Regions from separate parts of the Homo sapiens genome. Here region 2 is linked to region 1. A link is an interaction called in ENCODE POLR2A ChIA-PET data of the cell type or tissue named here. Cell type or tissue: OCI-LY7. All regions are shown on one strand. Each heading gives the region's core, and the rest is flanking DNA. Links, peaks and the distances in the headings are about the cores only.

Region 1 (7,490 bases), core at 1,702-6,701:
TTGGGAGGCCAAGGTAGGCGGATCATGAGGTCAGGAGATGGAGACCATCCTGGCTAATATGGTGAAACCCTGTCTCTACTAAAAATACAAAAAATTAGCTGGGCGTGGTAGCGGGTGCCTGTAGTCCCAGCTTTTCGGGAGGCTGAGGCAGGAGACTGGCATGAACCCAGGAGGCAGAGCTTGCAGTGAGCCGAGATCGCGCCACTGCACTCCAGCCTAGGCAACAGGGCAAGACTCTGTCTCAAAAAAAAAAAAAAAAAAAAAAAAAAAAAGCCAGGAGCGGTGGCTCACGCCTGTAATCTCAGCACTTTGGGAGGCTGAGGCGGGCAGATCACGAGGTCAGGAGATAGAGACCATCCTGGCTAACATGGTGAAACCCCATCTCTACTAAAAGTACAAAAAATTAGCTGGGCATGGTGGTGGGCACCTTAGTCCCAGCTACTGGGGAGGCTGAGGCAGGAGAATGGTGTGAACCCGGGAGTCGGAGCTTGCAGTGAGCCAAGATCACGCCACTGCACTCCAGCCTGGGCGATGGAGCAAGACTCCATCTCAAAAAAAAAAAAAAACCTCTTATCCTCAGCACCTAAAACAGTACCTGGCACATAGTAAGTGCCCAGTAAACAATACTGTTAGTAACAAGAAAACCCTCAAACATACCACAAAGCTGTAACAACTAGAGCCACGTGGTACTGACAGAAGAACCAACAGACGGACAATTTAGGGGTGGACCACCAAGTGCAAGGACACTGCCCCTGCCTCCTCTTCTAGGCCAGGTCCCCACCCCTCACACAGCACCTGCCATGTGGTAGGTGCCTCATAAATGCTGGTGTCATTAACAATGAGGGGAGATTTACCTTGGCAGGAAACAAAACATACCATAAATCCTTAATAATTAAAATCCTGGGCAAGCACAGTGGCTCACACCTATAATCCCAGCATTTTGGGAGGCCGAGGCAGGTGGATCACTTGAGGTCAGGAGTTCAAGACTAGCCTGGCCAACATGGTGAAACCCCGTCTCTACAAAATACGAAAAAATTAGCCAGGTGTGGTGGCACTTGCCTGTAATCCCAGCTACTCGGGAGGCTGAGGCAGAATTGCTTGAGCCCAGGAGGCAAAGGCTGCAGTGAGCCGAGATGGTGCCACTGCACTCCAGAATGGGTGACAGAGCGAGAATCCGTCTCAAAAAAAAAAAGTCCTGTGCTGTGGCACAAAAAAGGAGAGGCCCCATGGCCCTGATCTGTCTGGTTCCTGCTATGCAGTCCCCATCAAAGCCCTGAGAGCCCCGAGGTGTCCTCACTGCCAACACCCACCTGCCGCTCGTGCTCAAGGCCACAGCGCACCCGCTCGAAGTCGGGGCCCCCCCAGTTGCGGCCGTGCCGGCGGCTCTCCTCCCGGCGGTCCCGCTCAGACTCCTCCAGGGGCCCGCTGCGTCGCCGGGGGTCGTCCAGGAAGTTCCGCACTGGGTTGGGTTCAAGAACCCCTTCCTGCAGGCAGCAGAGCAGGGGGTTGGCGCGGGCTCCCCGCAGCCCAGGCAGCTCGGCCCTGCCTCGGGGACACCCGCACCACTGACCCGCTGGTTGCGCTCATACTCGGCGATCTTCTCCATCTCCTCATTCATCTTCTCAATGTTCTGCCTGCGCCGCTCCTCCCACTCCTGGGGGGATAAAGATAGGGACACCCAGCTTCAGGGAGAACTATTAAGCTGCCGGTGCAGGAGACGGGCTGCCCAGCAGGCCTGAGGCTCCTCTCCTCGGACTGGCCTGCTGGCATCTGACCATTTGCTCTCAGCGTGCTCCAGGTCAGCAGTGAACTGATGAGGCTGGCTGGCCAGGCTTGGACTATGCGAACAACACGCTGTACGCTGCATTCGCCTTCCTACTGGGGGGTCTGGAATTTCAGTACATACTAGACAGAAGGGGCCTGCGTTCAAAACTAGCCTCCAGGCTGACATGGTGGCTCACACCTCTAATCCAAGCACTTTGGGAGGCCAAGGCAGGAGGATTGCTTCAGCCCAGGAGTTCAAGGCCAGACTAGGCAACATAGCAAGACCCTGTCTCTACAAAAAATTTTAAAAGTGGCCGGGCGCGGTGGCTCACGCCTGTAATCCCAGCACTTTGGGAGGCCGAAGTGGGTGGATCACCTGAGGTCAGGAGTTTGAGACCAGGCTGGCTAACATGGGGAAACCCCATCTCACTAAAAATACGAAAAAAATTAGCCAAGCATGGTGGTGGGCGCCTGTAATCCCAGCTGCTCGGGAGGCTGAGGCAAGAGAATCACTTGAACCCAGGAGGTGGACGTTGCAGTGAGCCGAGATTGTGCCACTGCACTCCAGCCTGGGCAACAGAGTAGGACTCTGTCTCAAAAAATAAAATAAAATAAAAATAAAAATAACGGGTCGGGCACAGTGGCTCACGCCTGTATTCCCAGCACTTTGGAAGGCCGAGGCAGGTGGATCACGAGGTCAGGAGTTCGAGACCAGCCTGGCCAACATGGTGAAACCCCGTCTCTACTAAAAATACAAAAGTTAGCCGGGCATGGTGGTGGGCACCTGTAATCCCAGCTACTTGGGAGGCTGAGACAGGAGAATTGCTTGAAACCAAAAGGCGGAGGTTGCAGTGAGCCGAAATCATACCACTGCACTCCAGCCTGGGCAACAAGAGTGAAACTCCATCTCAAAAACAAAAAGAAATTTTAAAAACTAAATAAATACAATAAATAAAAATAAACCAGCCCCCAATTAAAAACCTGGAGTGCTGAATCTCTCGTGGGCATCCCTGGTAAGCCACATGTTGTCACAATTCAGTGCTGGAGGAATTCAGCGCATCCCCTGGGACTCCACAGGGAAAGGACTCTTGGAAGTTCATGCCGGGTTTCCTCCAGACCTCAGCCCAGGTACCCCGCCCCCTGCTGATTTTGCTTTGTGATCTCTTTCACTGTGATAAATCTAAGCCATGAGTCTTTCTAGCAAACCACTGAACCTGCGAGTTCAGTGTCAGGGTGCTGGGGGCCCTGGCACACCAAGGTTGCCGCAATCATAGTGGTGGTAATAACAGTAATTACTTGGCAGATGGTTAGGTGACCTACCCCCACCAACCACAATCCGTTCTCCCCTTCTTCCTTCCATGGTAGCAAAAATTTATTGATTTTTTTTTTTTTTGAGACAGGGTCTTACTCTGTTGCCCAGGCTGGAATGTAGTGGTGTGTGTTCACAGCTCACTGCATCCTTGACCTCCCAGGCTCAGCCTCCCAAGTGATCCTGCTGGCTCAGCCTCCCAAGTAAGTAGCTGGGACCACAGGGGCACACCACCACGTCCAGTTAATTTTTAAAATTTTTATAGAGATGGGGTCTCACTCTGTTGCCCAGCCTGGTCTCAAACTCCTGGGCTCAAGCGATCCTCCCACCTTAGCTTCCCAAGTAGCTAGGACCACAAGCCCATACCACAGCACCCAGCATTCCAAGTAGCTAGTAACTACTTGTTACTAGTAACCAAGCTAGTGACAAAATTTTAGATGGGCAAATAGCCAGCCAGCTGTAGACAACGTTTTCATTTCCCAGTCTCCTTTGAGGTTAGGTATGACCAGGTGTCTAAGTTCTCACCAACAGGACATGACCAAAAGTGATAAAGCAGACTTATCTTTCCCCTTCCTGTGAACTGAACCGCAACCATGTCGGCAACCCAGCTGTTACCACAGACAATGACCAGGACCTAGGGGCCACCAAGCAACAAAAACAGGAACCAGGCCGGGCGCAGCAGCTCACACATGTCATCGCAGCATTTTGGGAGGCCGAGGCGGTAGGATCACCTGAGGTCAGGAGTTCAAGGCCAGCCTGGCCAACATGGCGAAACCCCATCTCTACTGAAAACACAAAAACTAGCCGGGTGTGGTGGTGCACACCTGTAATCCCAGCTACTTGGGAGGCTGAAGCACAAGAATTGCTTGAACCCAGGAGGCGGAGGTTGCAGTGAGCCAAGATCATGCCACTGCACTCTAGCCTGGGCAACAAAGTGAGACTCTGTCTCAAGAAAAAAAAAAAAAAAAAAAAAGCAGGAACCTGGGTCCCTGAGTGACATCATGGAGCAGGGCCTCACCCCCTGGACCACCCACCTCCCTGCAGGGCTCAGCATACAAGGGAGAAATAAACTCCTACTCCACTTAGGTCATGAAATTTTTGGAGTCTTTGTGTGACAGCAGCTTGGCATGCCCAATTTAAGTCTAATTATTTTTTTTTTTTTGAGACGGAGTTTCACTCTTGTTGTCCAGGCTGGAGTACAATGGCGCAATCTCGGCTCACTGCAACCTCCACCTCCCAGGTTCAAGCAATTCTTCTGCCTCAGCCTCCCGAGTAGCTGGGATTACAGGCGTGTGCCACCACACCCGGCTAATTTTTGTACTTTTAGTAGAGATGGGGTTTCGCCATGTTGGCCAGGCTGGTCTCGAACTCCTGACTTCAGGTGATCCGCCCACCTCAGCCTCCCAAAGTGCTGGGATTACAGGCCTCGTGAGCCACCACGCCCAGCATTTTTTTTTTTTTTTTTTTTTTTTGATACAGAGTCTCATTCTGTCGCCCAGGCTGGAGTGCAGTGGCATGATCTCGGCTCACTGTGACCTCCACCTCCCAGGTTTAAGTGATCCTCCTGCCTCAGCCTCCCAAGTAGCTGGGATTACAGGTGCCCACCACCACGTCCAGCTAATTTTTGAATTTTCTTATTCCCGTGTAAGTGCTAGAACCAGAAGCTCACAGGGGAAGTGAGCTGCCCAAGGCCAGGTAGCTCACAGAACCAGATTCAACCCATGTCCACGGTGGGCTGTAAGCCACTCAGCTAGACAGACTCCCACCCTGCTGACCTGCACGTCAGGGGTGAGTGAGGTAGTTACAGTAAAATCACTGCTCCCCATAACCAAAGCCGGGGACCAAGAGAAACACACAGAAACAGAATGCCACACAGAGCCTGTGCTCACAAGCACACCAGATAGAGAGAGCCCACCAGACAGACACACAGTGCCAGAAAGGGAGGAGAGATGGGGACGGAGGATGAGTGGGCAAGCATGCACCAGAGAGCGAGAAAAAGGGAGACAGAGAGGGACAGGGAGGGACACGCAGCACTAAGCAGGAGAGGGGAGGGAAGGAAGGCGAGGAGGAACAAGAAGACGGGGAGCAGGAGTAGGAGAGAAAGAGACAAGGAAAAACACACGAGCTCTAGGCGTGAGAGGGAAGGAACAGGGGGAACTAGAAGAGGGGGAGCAGGAGGAGGAGAAGGAGGTGGAGGAAGAGAGAAACAGAGCCAGATGCAAAGGCTCAGAGAGAGATACTGAAAGATGGACACACAGGACAAATGTGCATCTGAGAGGAGGAAAAAACAGAAACAGACAACAGAGAACCTCAGCCAGGGCTCCAGGCGCTGCCTAGCTCCTACCTTGGATTTACGGTCAGAGATTGAGGTGTCTCCAGCTCCAGAGAGGTGAGGTGAACCTCGGCCCCGGCCCCTCCGGCCACGGCCCCCAGCTCCTCCTCCTCGAGGCTGCTCCCCGGGGCTGCCCTCCCAGCTGCGCGATGCTCGGCCCATGCCGGCCCGGCCTCCCTGCTGTGGAGGAGTCCGGCCCCCCTTGCTGGCCCCTGGGGGCCGAGGGGTCCCAGGAGACCTCCGGGAAGGACCCAGGTTCTTCTCCTGGAAGAGGGGAGATGGGGAAAATACAGTCACTGGGGCAGGGAGGCATGCGGCCAGGATGGAGGCCACCCACTGGTGCAGGACAGCTGGGGGCTCCTGGGTCCCAGGCCTCAACCCTCTGCCCCTCCCCATCCTCAGGGTCCCACACCCCAGTGACGAGCTCACCGACTCCACTGCCACGTTCTCCTTCTCCACTGAGCGGCCCTTTCGGGGAGCTGTGACTGCGACTCCCTCAAGTTCAGCTTTCTTACGGTCTTCCTCAATCTCCTAGGAGCAGACAGCCGGGGTAGGGAAGCATCAGGTGCCCTGTCTGCCAGACGGACTCCCAGACCCCTGAACTCCTCCTAAGTCTGGCCCCAGCCCAGGCCTCTCTCCTGGACTCTGAACAAGAAGGCCGCTCATATCCCTCAAACCTCAGCACGTTGCAGCCCCACTCAGAACGTTCCTGTGGTGCCCCTCTGAGTAACAGCCTTCCCCACAGCCTGTGGGACCCGTGGGGTCTGGCCTTGGTACCTCCCCGACCTCATCTCTCACCCTCTCCCCACGATCACTCCGGCTTCCTTGCTATTCCCACAACATACCAGGCTGAAACCTGCCTCAGGGGCTTTGCGCCAGCGGATCCCTCTGCCAGGAACACTTTTCCCAGAGACCCTCCAACCCCTCACCTCCTGTAGGTCTCTGCTCCAATGCTGCCTTCTCGTGAGGCCTTCCCTGAGCACCCTGTGGAAACCAGCTCCCCTGCCACCCTCTCTGTTCTCATCCCATTTGCACCCAGCACCATATGCGTCTCGCTCACTGTCTGCTTCCTCCACTACGGCAGAATCTGCCTGGGGACAGGAATGTCTGTCTGCTTTCAGTGATGTATGTCACTGACGTGTATCCCAAGTCTAGAACGCTGCCTGGCCCACAAGGGAAATTCAATATGCCTTTTTTAAAATGAATGAATACATGAAGAATGAATAAATGAAACCCATGCCACCTCCCAGATCCCATCTCAGGGAGAGCCACATCACCTACTCAGCAGCCTTGTCCTAAATCCTCCCTCTTCCTCCCCCTGCCCTGAACTGCCCATCAGTAACTGAGTCCCTCTCAACAGCCCTGCCCTGAGCCAGGTACCTCCTCTCCCACTAGGGTTCCAGCCCCAGCTTCCTCCTTGGTCTCTGGGCTCCAGTATCACCTCCTCGCACCCACCACCGCACAGCACCCAGAGGCGTCTTCCTAAAGAGCTGTTCTGACCGGTCCCACCCCTGCTCAAGGCTCTCCCTGGCTCCCCAGTGCCCTCAGGACAAAGTCCAAACTCATCCTGGTGGCATTCAGGGCCTAGCACAGCCTGGCCCCTGCTGACCTGCCCAGGTCAATTCTCTCCTAACCAACCCTCCAACTTGAAGCTCCAAGCTCTCTCTTGCTTCCAACATTTGCACAAACTGTTCTTTCTGCCTGAAACATGTTCCCCTCGCCTTTTCAACTGGCTATTGTCTACTCACCACTCAAGCCTCAGAGTCCACTCCTCCAGGAAGCCCTCCCTGATATCCCCAAGGCTGGGTCAAGAGCCTCCTCTGGACTCCCACAGACCCCTGAATTTCCTGATTCCAGACTTGTCTGCTCTGGGGCATCCCTGAGGACAGGGCTGTCTCCCTGACTAGACGGTGGACCCTGGAGGGGGCAGGCCTGGGTCTGTCTCAGTCACAGCTATATCCCCAGCACCACTCAGCACTGGGGCTGGTAAAGATCTTGGGGAATATTTGTGAACAAATGAATGAATGAATGAATAATGGAATGAAAGAAGGGATGTCAGGCTAAGGCCTTTGGCCTTTATCCTGA
Region 2 (7,490 bases), core at 1,182-6,181, 460 kb before region 1:
AAATTCAACATACTCATGCCTGCAATCCCAGCACTTTGGGAGGCCAAAAGGGGAGGATCACTTGAGGGCAGGAGTTCAAGACCAGCCTGGGCAACACAGTAAGACCTCGACTCTACAAAAAATAAAAAATTAGCTGGGCGTGGTGACACGTGCCTGTGGTCTCAGCTACTTGGGGCAGGCTAAGGAGGAAGGATCACTTGAGCCCAGGAGTTCAAGGCTGTGGTGAGCTGTGATTGCATCATTGCATTCCAGCCAGGGCAAGAGAGCGAGACTCCATCTCTTAAAAAAGAAGGAAGAAGAGGGAACGAAAGAGGATGTAAGGAAGGAGGAAGGGAGGAGGGAGGAAGGGAGAGAGGAACAGAGGAAGGAAGGAAGGAAGGAGGAAGGGGAGGAAGAAAGAGAAGAAGGAGGAGGAGGAGGGAGAAGAAGAGGAGGAGGAGGAAAGAGAGAAGAAAGAAGAAAAAGAGGAAGAAGAAGAAGAGAAGGAGGAGGAGGAGGAAGAGGAAGAAGAAATAGAAATACCAGGACAGAGAAGCCAGGGTGACACGGAGTTGACACAGAAATCCAAAGGCAGAGGAATGAGTCTCTCCATACAGTTCTTCCTCCCGGCTTCACTCTGTGCCAGAATGACCCAACTTCAAGAGAACTAACTAACCTGGGCCCTGATAAGTCAGGGACTCACAGCACTGGTAGGAGAGGACCGAGGAAACCTCCTCCAAGAATGCGCGCCCAGCCCTCAGGACTACTCACTCGCACCAGCCGGGCCCTCTTCACCAGGTCGTTGAGCTTGCGCAAGGCTGCGTGCCGGGGCAGGCCCTGGATGTCGCGGAAGAGGTCCTGCTCCTCCAGCTCGAAGAGGCGCCGGTTGTCGGGCACGAGGAGGGGCTGGGACCAGAAGGAGCCGATGTAGACGCGCAGCACCTCGGGCGTGCCCACCACCTTGCCCAGCGCCCACATGAGCGCGCCGTAGACGCGCATCAGCTGCTGCGTCTCCACCATGTCGGCCTTGTTGAGCACCACGCGGATCTTGTCCTCATGGCCCCGCAACGCGCCGATGGCCTCTGAGAACTCGTCCGAGATCTCCAGCTTGTGCGCATCAAAGAGCAGGATGATGAGGTCCACGCGCTCCGCGAACCAGCGCAGCACGGCCGGGAAGTCGTAGCCTGGAGTGGGAGTGGAGAGACAGGGGCGCAAGGGGCAGAAATCAGACCCCCACCCTCCAGCCATTCTCAGTAGTATCCCATTCTCTTGCATATTGGACTGTAAAGATGTTCACGTTGTTGGCTGTCCAAATCCTGTCTGGGCAAAATAGCCAAGGCCCTCAGTGGGCACTACTGCTCTGGCTCTCCAGTGCCCAGAATTTCCCCCCTCGCTCTGGCCCCAGCCCCTCAAGCCATCTGGCTACAGGGGGCAATCATCCCCCTTTTCCTTTGCTCGAGCACAATGGCGGGATCACGCCTCCCTGCAACCTCTGCTTCCCGGAGCTCAGGTGATCCTCCCACCTCAGCCTCCCTAGTAGCTGGGACTGCAGGCGCGCATCACCACACCTGGCTAATTTTTTTTTTTTTTTTTTTTTTTGAGTAGAGATGGGATCTCACTATGTTACCCGGGCTGCCGGGCTAGTCTCAAACTCCTGAGCTCAACTGATCCTCCTGCCTCAGCCTCCAAAATGTTGGGATTACAGGCGTGGGCCACCGCGCCCAGCCTCACGGCCTCCATTTTTTCATTTGCTCATTCATTAAGCAGTTATTACAGGTGTGCGTCGGTATGTACATATAGGTTGTTAAAAATACTGACATGTTTGCTAAGAGATCCCCCTGTGCTTCTATGGAACCCCCAAGCCTGCCACATGCCTCTATCACCCCAGCTCCTCCCCAGGACCTGTTGTATCTCCCCACGATCCAGCAACTAGAGTTCATGCTGGATAGCTGTGCTCTTGCCATAGCAGATGATAATTTTTTTTTTTTTTTTTTTTTTTTTTTTTTTTTTTTTTGAGACAGAGTCTCACTCTGTCGCCCAGGCTGGAGTGCAGTGGCATGAATGTGGCTCACTGCAACCTCCACCTCCACCTCCCAGGTTCAAGCAATTCTCCTGCCTCAGCCTCCCGAGTAGCTGGGATTACAGGCATGCACCACCACCCTGGCTAATTTCTGTATTTTTAGTAGAGACGGGGTTTCACCATGTTGGCCAGGCTGAGAAGTTAAATATTTTGCATTTATTTAGCAATACTTACTGAGAGTCTCATGTGTGCCAAGCCCTGTCCTGGGAGCCTGGGATACCGCAGAGAACACACAGACAAGATTCTTGCTCTTATGAAGCACCCATCCCAGCCATGGGTTCCCATGCTCATTCATTCATTCCTTTCACCATTCATTTCCTCATTCACTCCTTCATCCACTCATTCTCACCTTTGCTTCTTCACTCATTTATTCACCAACAAGCAATGCTGAGGAGAGCAGAGAGAAGCGATTGAGACCCCCTGACTTAGCTGTCTGGAAGACCTGGAGTTGAGTCCCTCCTCTGCCCCCATCCACTGTGTGACCTTAGGCAAGTAGCTTAACCTCTCTGAACTTGTGTTTTCTTTTCTGTAAAATGCAAATCATAGGACTGTTGTGAAGCCAGGTGTGATGGCTCAAACCTGTAATCCCAGCACTTTGGGAGGCTGAAGTGGGCAGATCAATTGAGGCCAGGAGTTCAAGACCAGCCTAGCCCTAAAAATACAAAAAAATTAGCCCGGTGTTGGTGGCTCATGCCTATGGTCCCACATATTCAGAAGGCTGAGGCACGAGAATCGCTTGAGCCTGGGAGGCAGAGGTTGCAGTGAGCCGAGATAGCATCACTGCACTCCAGTCTGGGCGACAGAGTGAGACTCTGTCTCAAAAAAAAAAAAAGACTGTTGTGAAGATTAAAAGAATATAAATGAGCTAATATATATAAAGAGCTTAAAATAATGCCTGGCATTGAACTGTACATTTAAAAATGATGGAAGTGGCCAGACAGAGTGGCTCACACCTGTAATCCCAGCACTTTGGGAGGTAGAGGCAGGAGGATCGCTTGAGCCTGGGAGTTTGAGACCAGCCTGGGCAAGATGACAAGACCCTGTCTCTACAGAAAAAAATAAAATAAAAAATTATCCACACATGTTGGCATGCATCTGTAGTCTCAGCTACTCAGGAGGAGGAAGCAAGAGGATCACTTGAGCCCAGCAGTTGGAGGCTGCAGTGAGCCATGATTGCGTCATTGCACTCCAGCCTGCAGACAGAGCAAGACCTTGTCTCTTTAAAAAAAAAAATGGTTGAGCTTTTTTTTTTTTTTTTTTTTCAGACGGAGTCTCGCTGTCGCCCAGGTTGGAGTGCAGTGGCGCGATCTCAGGTCACTGCAACCTCTGCCTCTCGAGTTCAAGCAATTCTCCTGCCTCAGCCTCCCGAGTAGCTGGGATTACAGGTGCCACCACACCCAGCTAATTTCTGTATTTTTAGTAGAGATGGGTTTTCACCATGTTGGCCAGGATGGTCTCCATCTCTTGACCTCATTATCCGCCCACCTCAGCCTCCCAAAGTGCTGAGATTACAGGCATGAGCCACTGAGCCCGGCCATAATGGTTGAGTTTTTATGGCGTGTACGTTAATCCTCAATGAAACTGTTTTTTTAAAAACAGTGCTGGATGTACGGTAAGCACTCAGCAAGTCATGGTGATGTCACCCACTGGGAAGCACCCTCTGTGGTCCCTGCTGTGTGTGTGGAGGCTGAGGCAGTTTCAGCTTTGTCCTTACATCTCTCAGCCCACTGGGGACACAGACCTGGCCCCTGAGTGGTCAGCCCAGGGTGGGCAGGGGGATCCAGGGAGCTGTGGGAGCCCAGGGCCAGTGCCTGACCCAACCCCCAGCCTGGGGGTCAAGGAGGACTTCCAGGAGGAGGGAAGGCAGAGTGGGAACCCGGAGGACGAAGAGTTAACTGGCAGAACAAGGAGCTAGCCCTGATTTACTGACTTCATGCCCTCCAGCTAGAGCTCACTCAGTGACTCTTCACAACAACCCCAGGAGGTGGGCACTGTTCTGACCCCATTTTCCAGATGAGGAAACTGAGGCACAGAGAAGTTAGGGGACTAGCTAGGCGTGGTGGCTCACGCCTGCAATCCCAGCACTTTGGGAGGCTGAGGCGGGTGGATCACCTGAGGTCAGGAGTTCGAGACCAGCCTGACCAACATAGTGAAACCCCGTCTCCACTAAAAATACAAAAAAATTAGCTGGGTGTGGTGGTGGGCACCTGTAATCCCAGCTATTCGGGAGGCTGAGGCAGGAGAATCACTTGAACCCAGGAGGCGGAGGTTGCAGTGAGCCAAGGTCCTGCCACTGCACTCCAGCCTGGGCAACAAGAGCGAAACTCCGTCTCAAAAAAAAAAAAAGAGAGAGAAGTTAGGGGACTTACTCAAGACACACAGGTAAGAGGCGACAGAAGAGGAGTCCCATGGGCCCCTATGCTCCTCCGGGGAGCTGGTGCTTGCACCCATCCTGCCTGAGAGGAAGCAGCCTCCTTGCGGGCAACGCAGGGACCGGGATGGGGTTGGGGGCCGTTGTTTTGGGGGAGGAAGGGCCAAGTCACTGGAGGGACAGCAACTGGAGCCCCCCCTCCCTCCCGGTGTCTCCACAAACACACATACTGGCCCAGATTCGGAAAGTGTGTCTCATGGGGCGGGGAGGGAAGAAGGGAGAGAGGTTGAGTCAGTGTGGGATGGGAGACGTGGCAAAAAGGAACCTTGGGCCCACAACGGCACTCACCCAGCGAAAACAGGCATTGTTGGCACTTCCATAGCGCCTACTGTGTGCACACACAAGTGTGCACCTTCTAAGTGCTTTGTATGTTTTAACTAATTTAACCTTTAGGACAACTATGAGGCCGCTAGTATTATTATTCCCAGTGTGTGTGTGTGTGTGTGTGTGTGTGTGTGTGTGTGTGTGTGTGTGTTTTGTTTTTCTGTTTGTTTATTTTTGAGACCAAGTCTCACTCTATCGCCCAGGCTGGAGTGCAGTGTCATGAGCTCGGCTCACTGCAACCTCCACCTCCTGGGTTCAAGCAATTCTTCTGCCTCAGCCTCCCGAGTAGGTGGGATTACAGGCAAGCACCACCACACCCAGCTAATTTTTGTATTTTTAGTATAGACAGGGTTTCACCATGTTGCCCAGGCTGGTCTCGAACTCCTGACCTCAGGTAATCTGCCCACCTTGGCCTCTCAAACTGCTGGGATTACAGGCGTGAACCACTGCGCCCAGCCCATTATTCCCATTTTGCAGGTAAGAAAACTGAGGCAAAGAGAGGTTAAGTGGCTTGCCTAAGGTCCCACAGTTTAAAAGCAGCAGAAAATAGGCTGGGCGGTGGCTCATGCCTGTAATCCCAACACTTTGGGAGGCCGAGGTGGGTGGATCACGAGGTCAGGAGTTCAAGACCTGCCTGGCTAAGACGGCGAAACCCCGTCTCTACTAAAAATACAAAAAAATTAGCCGGGCATGGTGGCAGGCGCCTGTAATCCCAGCTACTCCGGAGGCTGAGGCAGAGAATTGCTTGAACCCAGGAGGCGGAGGTTGCAGCGAGCCGAGGTCGCACCACTGCACTCCAGCCTGGAAGACAGAGTAAGACTCCATCTCAAAAAAAAAAAAGTAGCATAACATAAATAAATAAAAGTAGCAGAGCCCAGATTTGAGGGCTTTACTATGCTACAATCACACATGCGTGTGTTCACACATCTTACATGCAGAGGCAGCCACACACATGAGCTCGCATACACACACACACACACACACACACACACACACCCCCAGTAGCACATCCAGACACAAACATAGCCAATTACTACAAGATGCAGGCTCCCAGACATACCCGTGTTCACAATCTGGGACCTACACAGATGTTTGTGGTCACACAATCACAAAGATAATGTGAGATGCACACACGGCATAGACACAGAGACCTGCACGAACACACAGGTACAGAGGCACACATGCATGCACACCCACACAGACACAGTCGCACACACATAACCTCCCATGCCCTCCCAAATCCAAAGGCACACACACAGACGTAATCACACACAGTTACACAAAAGATGCACTCCTGCACACACACACATTCTCACATACACAACACCACACAGAAGCACACAACTGTATCCGGAGATACAATCACAGGTAGTCACACACAGTCCCACAAAATCCCCGCAGCCCTGACCGCCCCATGCAGCCACACAAAGTCACACACAGCCCACAGCCCAGATACACATATATGCCTAGACCATCTCACACACAGGCACACAATGTCAGACTCACACCTACAATGATACACACTAAATCCACATAGACACATAGACAAAAGTTGCCCTTTATGTCTGTCTCTCTCACACACACACGTCACAATATAACAGTATATAGGGACAGAATCAGTTGCACACTATCCCACAAAGTCTCTCATAGCCCTACACAGCCCTTCAGAGTCACACAAAGTCATCCAGCAGGCCGGGCATGGTGGCTCACACCTGTAATCCCAGCACTTTGGGAGGCCAAGGCAGGAGGATCACCTGAGGTCAGGAGTTCGAGACCAGCCTGGCCAACATGGTGAAATCCCGTCTCTACTAAAAAAAAATACAAAAATTAGCCGGACATGGGTGCGGCGGGCGCCTGTAGTCCTGGCTACTCAGGAGGCTGAGGCAGCAGAGCCACTTGAACTCGGGAGGCAAAGGTTGCAGTGAGCCGAGATCGCGCCACTCCACTCCAGCCTGGGCGACAGAGTGAGACTCTGTCTCAAAAACAAACAAAACAAAGTCTTCCAGCCACAATTATAGGCACATGCGCACACACACACACACACACAGAGGCATGTACACAATTCAAAGTCATACAACCTCAGAGCCATGGCCACAATGAGGCACGTCCACTGCTATACACAAATGCGTGGAACCACCACACCCAGGAGTACACTCATAATGACACACTTTCCCAAGATATACACAAAGTCACACACACACACACACACACACATATACACACCAACAGCTGGACACTCTCTCCTCCTCTTCCTCTATCCTCAAGGCCAGGGAGGGAGACCCCGTTCCCCACTCCCCCACCACCCATGGCCTTTGAACCCCCCTGCCGGCACCCCTGCCCTGGCTGAGAGAGCCTCTCCCTCCCGCTGTCCCAGGTCCAGGCCCTGGGGTGGGAGCCCCAGGAATTCCTCCCCCTCAGCTGGCAGCGTGTCCTCCCAATCGTTTCTGCAGCTGCCTCCTGCCTTTCTCCCGTGGGGCCTCTGGACGGCAGCCAGAGACATGGTCACCCCCAGCGTCCCCACCCCACCCCAGGCCCAGCCTTCTCGCCAGGGCCTCCCATCCTCTCTGCCCCACATAGCAGCCTCCTTTGCCCCAGTTCTGGGCCTCCAAGGCCATGGGGGGTGGGGGACACAGATCTGTGGGGCTGGGGGACCACAGATGCTGAGCTGGGCTGGGC

The links. Peaks named below come from ENCODE experiments on the same cell type or tissue, not always from the same donor. Only the 100,000 strongest peaks of a DNase experiment are listed, where the experiment ranks them.
Region 2: POLR2A ChIA-PET joins it to region 1 with 5 read pairs; 3 of 35 experiments call an interaction of 5 or more read pairs at or near these places.

The regions. Positions count from the first base shown.
Region 1 is chr19:47,258,767-47,266,256 of GRCh38, reverse strand. CCDC9 (coiled-coil domain containing 9) reads right to left here. Exons shown (of 12, transcript NM_015603.3): 4 at 5,835-5,936; 5 at 5,418-5,669; 6 at 1,571-1,654; 7 at 1,311-1,484. Among named protein-coding and RNA genes, the nearest start is that of CCDC9, 6.0 kb to the right of the region's middle. In OCI-LY7, for the core only: no CTCF peak of the experiment used is centred there; a DNase peak (open chromatin) is centred at 3,636; H3K27ac peaks cover 794 bases.
Region 2 is chr19:47,719,485-47,726,974 of GRCh38, reverse strand. EHD2 (EH domain containing 2) reads right to left here. Exons shown (of 6, transcript NM_014601.4): 4 at 751-1,163. Among named protein-coding and RNA genes, the nearest start is that of EHD2, 9.8 kb to the right of the region's middle. RefSeq lists an enhancer at 711-1,477. In OCI-LY7, for the core only: no CTCF peak of the experiment used is centred there; no DNase peak of the experiment used is centred there.